2 separate regions of the Mus musculus genome follow, and region 2 is linked to region 1. Evidence: chromatin loops called from intact Hi-C (ENCODE). Cell type or tissue: left cerebral cortex. All regions are shown on one strand.

What was found. Peaks named below come from ENCODE experiments on the same cell type or tissue, not always from the same donor. Only the 100,000 strongest peaks of a DNase experiment are listed, where the experiment ranks them.
Region 2: a loop joins it to region 1, with 3 times the contacts of the local background. A loop is called at or near these places in 3 of 42 quality-filtered maps.

What each region holds. Positions count from the first base shown.
Region 1 is chr1:58,443,605-58,447,604 of GRCm38, forward strand. Ppil3 (peptidylprolyl isomerase (cyclophilin)-like 3) reads right to left here and starts at 1,882. Exons shown (of 7, transcript NM_001285827.1): 1 at 1,542-1,882; 2 at 985-1,035. The coding sequence starts at 987. It overlaps Nif3l1 (Ngg1 interacting factor 3-like 1 (S. pombe)), which reads left to right and starts at 1,547. Exons shown (of 7, transcript NM_022988.3): 1 at 1,547-2,030. In left cerebral cortex, a CTCF peak has its summit at 1,759; DNase peaks (open chromatin) are centred at 1,675, 1,931 and 3,016; H3K4me3 peaks cover 2,124 bases; H3K27ac peaks cover 1,507 bases.
Region 2 is chr1:58,502,675-58,506,674 of GRCm38, forward strand. It overlaps Orc2 (origin recognition complex, subunit 2), which reads right to left and starts at 2,435. Exons shown (of 18, transcript NM_008765.3): 1 at 2,098-2,435. Gm15834 (a long non-coding RNA gene) reads left to right here and starts at 2,442. Exons shown (of 4, transcript XR_865442.3): 1 at 2,442-4,000. In left cerebral cortex, a CTCF peak has its summit at 2,260; a DNase peak (open chromatin) is centred at 2,380; H3K4me3 peaks cover 2,231 bases; H3K27ac peaks cover 609 bases.

The DNA.
Region 1 (4,000 bases):
TCTCTTTAGCTCCTTGGATACTTTCTCTAGCTCCTCCATTGGGGGCCCTGTGCTCCATCCAATAGCTGACTGTGAGCATCTACTTATGTGTTTGCTAGGCCCCGGCCTAGTCTCACAAGAGACAGCTATATCAGGGTCCTTTCAGCAAAATCTTGCTAGTGTATGCATGTGCCTGTCTTCTTACAACAGTGTCCCGCAGTGAGTGGGCCAGGGTGGAGGTGAGTGGGGTGCTTCAGTGGACACAGGAGCTACACTCCCTGCTATTCTACCTGTGCTGCTCATCTCTGCGGGGAAAGGGCACACTGTTTGCTCGTTTATTTCCTTTTGTGTCTTTTAATGAAAGGTCTGAGACTGCGACGGCCTATAGAGGCTGGGAGCAAGGTTACCTCCTGAGTGCTGGGACCACACCAGCAGGGTAACGTTGTAATGATCATGTCCACTTGTTTATTCTACTTTGTTCCCTCTATACTGGTACACACAGTCTCTCCCTCGCCACATCCCCTCCCTTCCCCTCTCCTTCCTTATCCTAGGAACGCACTCTGCCACTGAGCTACACACTCACTATCCTGTCTGACTTCCTCCAAAAAAATATTCATTAAAAATTAAAAAACAGCCAGTCGTGGAGGCACATGCCTTTAATCCTAGCACTTGGGAGGCAGAGACAGGCGGATTTCTGAGTTTGAGGCCAGCCTGGTCTACAGAGTGAGTTCCACGACAGCAAGGGCTACACAGAGAAACCCTGTCTCAAAAAACCAAAACACACACACACACACACACACACACACACACACACAAATTAAAAACCATGTAATGGGCGGCTGAGAGGGCAGGCTTGGCAGGTACCAGGACTTGTTGCTTTTGCAGCAGGGCCTGTTCAGTTCCCAGCACCCACATCTGCTTGTGTCTCCAGCTCCAGGGAACCCAAAGGGGTTAGAAACAAGCAACCAACCACCCAGTTAGAATAATTCTATGATACATACTCACCATTTTCCTTCTTGATGGTTCTAGGAAGCACTGTTTAATTTTTCAAATCTCCTACAAGAGAGAGGAATTAGTTCACTTTACCCTATCAAGTTCCCACCATACTTGTTCATCTTTATGGTAGATTTACAACGAAAAGCTTAGACTAGCATCCTCTAAATGAAAATCCTATCATAAAAGTGTTGATCCTACCCAATGCAACAAGCCACCCCAGTGCGCACTTACTTTACTCATTTTCTTCAAGGCTTTCTGCAAGGGAGGCATAGCCCCACCTCCAGGTCTAGTGCTCTAGATAGGCACTTGGAGCTCCCTTTACCCGGGACACCTACTTTACTTAAGACGTCTGTACAATACATTTCTATACTTCACACTTTTGTTTTGTTTTTTCCCAAACGCCACATCTTGCTAACTTATCAATCGTATTTAAAAGTCCCAGGAATACCATCTCCAGCCCGAGAGTTCACCACGAGGATCCCAAGAAATAAATTTGCACCAACGTGGGGCGCAGCAGGCGTTTGAGTGCACGGAGAAAAGGATAAAAGCCTTTCCCCCACACTCACCCACTGCGCTCAGCACCACTGCTGCGGGAACGGAAAAGCCTCAACTACAAGGGCCGGCATGCCTGCGGGTTCCAAAGGCGTGTCTGTGCGCCACAGAAGTGAAGCCCGGAGCCCTCCGCAGGGGACGCCCTACTCTCCCGTCAGTCTCTCCTCATCACACCGACTAGGACTCGGAGGACCACGCACCTCACCCCTCGGCCCCTGAGAGCTCTACCCACAACCTCACTAAGAAGCAGAACCCGCTGTCGCCCAGCAACTTCATACAGCGGCCTGGAGTGGGAAGCAGAACGCACAGGACCAATTCCGCCCAACTTCACACAGCGGCCTGGAGTCGGAAGCAGAACGCACAGGACAACTTCCGCCCAACTTCACACAGCGGCCTGGAGTCGGAAGCAGAACGCACAGGACCACTTCTGCCCAACTCTTTCCACAAAGCCAGGAGCTTCAGAGCAGAGCGGAAGTGATACACTGAAAGAGCTTCTGCGACTGGTGAGTTGTGAACCACTGAAGGGCTCGCGGGGGCTGTCTGTTCTTCTCGCTGGAGGTGCACATCGGGCTGGCTGTGGTGACTGCAGAGGGCCGGGGGAACATGAATATAGAAGGAGAGGTTGCAGATGAAAACTGCCTTGCTGCAGGAGGGGTGAGGGTGCTGACTCCAGGAATAAAGGCTATGCCACGCGGCCCTTGATTATTCTGGAAAAGGTCTTGAGCCATGCGTAAATGAAAGAAAAACCACACGCAAGTGCAAAGAGAGCTCTCGTGTAATTGAAAAATAGCAAGTGGCTGTTCAGAGGGCTAAAGATCATGTAGATTGACAATGGATATTCCCATCTCTCCATTGTACGGCAGCTCCAGCCCATTCAAATAATGCTTTAAATGTGTCTGTACTGTGAGCACATTGTCCGAGAAAAACACCGGGACGTGGTCGTGTCATCTCACAATAGAAGTTTATTGTATAACAAGAAAGCCACAAGTTACATCAGTCTCGTTGGTAGCTTGTTACAGGATGTTTGGTCACACTGTGAACCCCCGAGATTGTGTTATTTACCGATGGTGGGTGGGAGGAACCTTTCTAGTTGTGGTGTGCCCTTAGCACACATCTTTAATCTCAAACAATGAAGGTAAAATTAGTTTGTAGAAGGAAGCATCCATGTTTGAAAGTGATGTCTAATTGAATGGCAGACAAAGTGAGGAATCAGAGAAAGATTTGACAGAATAGGATATGCCCAGCTCTCTCCAGAACAGGGAGAAAAGATGGGCTACTTAAGGGGTAGTGCAGAGAGAGACTGGGGGCAGTTTTTACTGGGACAGTTATATATAGAGAGGATGCAGATAGAGAAAACAAGCTATGCATAAGTGAAGACAGACTGAGCCAAAGAACAAGAAGCAGCCAGAAGATTAGAGAGGATTGTCAGGCTTAGTTTGAGGCCATGCAGAACCATTCAGTCAGAGGCTGAGAGAGAAGCCAGATGAATCAGGCAGCTTGGAGAGGAGTTTGAGCCAGAACAGCTGAGTTGAACCAGCCAGCCAGCGCAAGCTCAGAAAGAACTAGAAAGGGTGAGCTTATTCGGCAGTAATTCTCAGAGTCTGAAAACATAATAGGCCTAGATAAGATTGTATGGAGGCTATAAGCTTCCAGAACTAGGCCTAGCTTAGCAGAGAGATGGGAGACGACAATTATACCAGGTGAATAAAAGATACTTTTACAATACCTGTTTGAGGCAAACACATTTCCTTTATTCAATTCTATTAACTCTCAGATTGCACATCACACTGTTTTGAGTTGTTTTGGTTCTTTGGTGACACTACTCTCCCACCATTCAGTGCACAGCCATGGAATATGTGGGTAGGGGCCCAGTGCTTTTCCTCTCTGTTTCTCTGTGTAGCAGTTGACGTGTGTTCAGGGGCAGCAGTTCTGGCCTTTTCTTGCCTTGGCTCTGTGCGTTTGTGGAGTGACCTGTCTGCCTCAGTTCTTGCTCGTGCTGCCCTAGAACTGACTGTATAGCTGAGGCTGGCTTACCCTCTACCTCCCTTGTGCTGGGATCACAGATGTGTGCCGCCACACCCAGTGGTGCTGGGGACCAAACCCTTGTGCATGGTAGCTAAGCACTCTACCAACTCAGCTACAGCTTAGCCTCTTGAATGTGTTAGTTTTATTCTGTCTACGTGAATATCTTGGAGTGTGGGTTTGTGCGTTTGTGTGCAGCAGAGATACAGGGTGTAAGGTTGAAGCAGTGGTGGGCAGAGCAGGGAAGGTGTAAGAGGGGCTGAGCATTTATATTGCGTCATACTCTGCTAGGTGATATACTAATGCCTTTGAAGAAAATGAAGAGGTCAGATGACTTGGCCGAGCCCACCATGCTGCAGGGTGGCAGGGCCACTGTTTGACTCTGGGTCAGTGGTGAGAGCTGTTTTACTCACGTGCTTTATGCCTCACAGTGCAGAGGTGAACGGTATAT
Region 2 (4,000 bases), 59 kb after region 1:
TGTAAAGTACTTCCTGCCACTGGATAAGAATCTTACCCTCTCTGAAAACTACTTATAACATGTCATCACAAAACAAAACATATAGCTTTGAACTTCCAGGCAATGAGAGGAGAGAAAGTGTGGGGGAGGGTCAGACTACAGAGAATATTATTATCTAATTTTCATTAGTAAAAGATAAATAATTCTTGAGAGTGAATTTTCAAGGACTCATAAAAATATTCTAGGTAACTAAATATTATCACAGGCCATTTCCCTAAGGGGGTTTATTGTGTACTTGTAAGTGCAGAGGTCAGAGGACAACCTCGGGAGTCAGTTGTCTTATTTTTTGAGACAGGGTCTCTCAATAGCCATGGACTTGTAGACTAGGCTGGTTGACCAGCAAGCCCTGGGAACCGCCTGTCTCTGCCTCCCTAAGACGGCAAGCTCCCTGCCACCATTTTTTTTTTTAAATGTAGGTTCTAGGGATTGAACTCAGGTTCTCATGCTTGCAAGGCAAGCACTTTACCAACTGAGCCATCTCTCTAATACCTGTTACATTTTCTTTTACTTTGTGTGTGTGTGTGTGTGTGTGTGTGTAACAATTATCTCATGAGTCCCAGACTGGTCTCCAACCATGTAGCCAAAGATAACTTTGAACTTCTGATTATGCCCCCACCTCCCATGTGCTAGATAGGTTACAGGCCTGTATCACTATCATTAGCATATGCAGTGCTGGGGTGGAGCTGTGGGCTTCCAGTGTGCTAAACCAAGCACTTCATCAACTGTATTACACCCCTAGTCCCTTAGTTTACTATTGTGAAGGTCTTACTTTATAATACAAGCCAGCTTTGAACTCATGACTTAGCAGCCTCAGTTTTAAGAGTAGTGGGATCATAGCTATGCCCCATTCCCAGATCTAGTATTTTAATCACTAGGTGAGCAGCCCTATATAGTCAAGGATAGCCACGAATCCTTGTTGTAAACGTGCTTAAACATTATGAGTGGTTTTTGCAAAATTTTCTGTAACTGTATTGTGATATTCTCAGCCACGAACTTTGTAAATGACAGCAACAAGGTATCCAAATGTCAAAAAGGCAGGGTATGCCTGTTCAGCCTCAAATGCATTTATACAACATCTCCGATTTTTAAGATATTTTATGTAATACAAACAAAATCACCTCAACTGAAATTCCTACCAAGACCTCCTAAGAGAATGTCCCCTTCTTTTCTGCAATTCCTCAGAAAAACACTACCTAACAGATACACAAGAAAACTGCAATCTGGGAGGCTGACTAGACAGCTCAGTGGCTAAAAGCACGTGTCCTGCAAGCGTCAGAATGGGAACTGAGATCCTTGTAGTCATTTAAAAGTTGAGGAGCACTCAGAACTGGGGAGGAGGAGAATGGGGTTCCCCGAGGCAAGCTGGTTAACCAACAAGGACCCGGTTAGAGTAAGACCCCGCCTCAGTTAAGAACGATCCAAAAAGACATCTAAAATTAACACACACTACCGGCACATATGCACCAACATCCACATGAATGCACATGCCCATAATCAACCAATGAAATGCAGATATCCACAGGGAGCATCTATAACGGATAGTGATTATCTGTAGGGCTAAAGGGTCAATTCTCTTCACAGTCAACTAACTACAAGGCAGCACCAAGTGTTGGCAGCCATGCACTTTCCTCTGGGAGTAAACACATTTTTCAAACCAAGCACTGCCCCAAGGAGACCTTTAGGGACACCCGGCCGGGACAACAGAACAGACTTCAGCAGTCGTTCCATCCCGCGATCCCTTGAGCTACATCCCTCCGAGTTCCTTCTCCTCTGGCAGAACACTGCCATTTTTGTTACAGTTCCTTTTCATTCTCTTCTCAAATAAAGGGCCGGGTTAGCCGGAAAGCAGGCACGGTCCGTGCAGGAGACTTCTCGCCACAGGACAGCCTTGGCTTTCGCAGACAGCGCCTCTCACCCAGGGGGGCTGCTCCCCAGCATCCTCCAGCCTGCGCCCGGCGGCCTCGTCATCTCCCGCCATGGTGGGCGAGCGGCAAGGCCACGGGTGTCGGGGGAAGCGCGCAGTGAGCCGCGGCTGCAGCAGGGCGCACTGGGACTCACCTCTCGAGTCCGAGCCGGCGGGAGGGAGAACGGCCGCGAGGCTCACTTGAGCCGCCAGCCAGGACTCCCGCCGCCGCGGAACACCCCAGAACGGCCCGGGGAGGCCAGCGTCTAGGGAAAGAGTCGACCGGTCCAAGCCGAACCTGCGCGCCCAGCAGGGCAAGGGAGCTGCGCGCAGCACACTGAATCCCCGGCCGCCGGTGGGCGGTGCCCTAAGAAACCAATGGGGAGCCGAGCCGCCCAGAGCGACGGCGCCGCAAGCCCGTTGACTCGGGCCATAGGCCCTCGCTCAGTCGGAAAACAGATCCCCCAACCAATAGTGGGTTCCCGGGCTTTCCTCATCTCTTCAGTTTCCGTTTCCGGGGGAAGGGACCGTGCGCGGAGCACGCCGGATCTCTGGAGAGACAAGTGTGTGCTAGCTGTCTGGAAGTTAAGGGCAGCGTCCCCGGTTGTACGGTTGGTTGGTGTTTTATGTCAATCTTAATATTGTTAGTCTAGCTGCTCTGAGGAAAAAAAAAAAAAAAAAAAAAAGATAATGAAGATGGATTCGCTTGAGGAACAGCGAATACCTGCTCGCATATGATGCAAAGGGATCTCAAGGGTTTGAGGGAGGGCGGAGCCAGAGCATGAACAAGAAAATAGGACCATACAACTAATGAAATAAAGACACGAAAAGGGGGCTTATACAGAGGAAATGAGAAGGAAAACGAGTGAATCTGGCTGGGATACATGAAAATATTTGTTTACTAACAGGACTACGTCATTTGGATTCGCTTATTCCGAACTTATCATACTTAGAACCAACAGTAAGAATACAATACTCAAGTAGAGGCACCTCTGAATAACTGAGCTTCTGGGTAATTGAACGAGAAGAAACTGAACATACAGTCTTGGGGAAAGTGCTAGAATAAGGCAGCTGAATACTTACTCATTCTTGCCAATGGATATAAACACACTGGCTATAAATGTGATGCCTAGAGAGCACAAATCCCAAAGTTCCAACCTTTGTATCATTTCATTGAGCTCTGAAAATCAAGCTCACAACTTGGGTTTGGTTCACTATCTTAACACCACCTTGTGGTTAGGTTTTTGTTTTTAACCATATCAAGGACCGTCCGGGGCTAGGCTGGTAACTGGGCTTCCAGGTGACCTGCCGGTGGTTTGCTTCTAGGTCTCATCAGAGCTACCTGGTGGCAAACTTCTATTGCACATGCATTGCGTTATTTCAAGTCATACAAAATGGTTTCCAAGTTACAGAGAATGATTTTTAAGTTATGTTCCTAACAGCAGGGCACAGGATTATATAATTATAAGACCAGAAGGAATCAGGAACACTTTCCTTAAAGGAAGAGATATGAAAACTAAGGCCTGAATTGATTTGAATTTTCTAGGAAGAAAAGCAAAATGAAAATAGATGAATAAAGTGTCAAAGTGTCAGATATTATGAATTACAAGTTGGTACTTAAGGGACTGGCCACATTTGTATTGAAAGATTATCTGTGGAATATAATAGTGGGAAGGAAGAAATGGAGTCAGACTTTTTGGGAGCTGTTTAGAACAGTGGTTCTCAATCTTCTAATGCTGGACCCTTTAACACTTCCTCATGTTGTGGTAACCCCTGATCATAACGTTTTTGTTTGTTTCTTTTTGCTACTTCATAACTGTAATTTTACTACTGTTATGAATCATAAATGTAAATATTTCTGGAGATAGGGGTTAGCCAAAGGGGTTATACTTCACAGGTTGAGAACCACTGGTTTAAAGATTCCAATTGAGAAATGTGAGGATACTTTACATACATCCGTATTTCACTTTTGTTGGACAAATTATTTAATCCGGACCCAAATTACTACCCACCTTTGATCATTTAGTTTCCGGATAAAACATACACACAACCTTTATA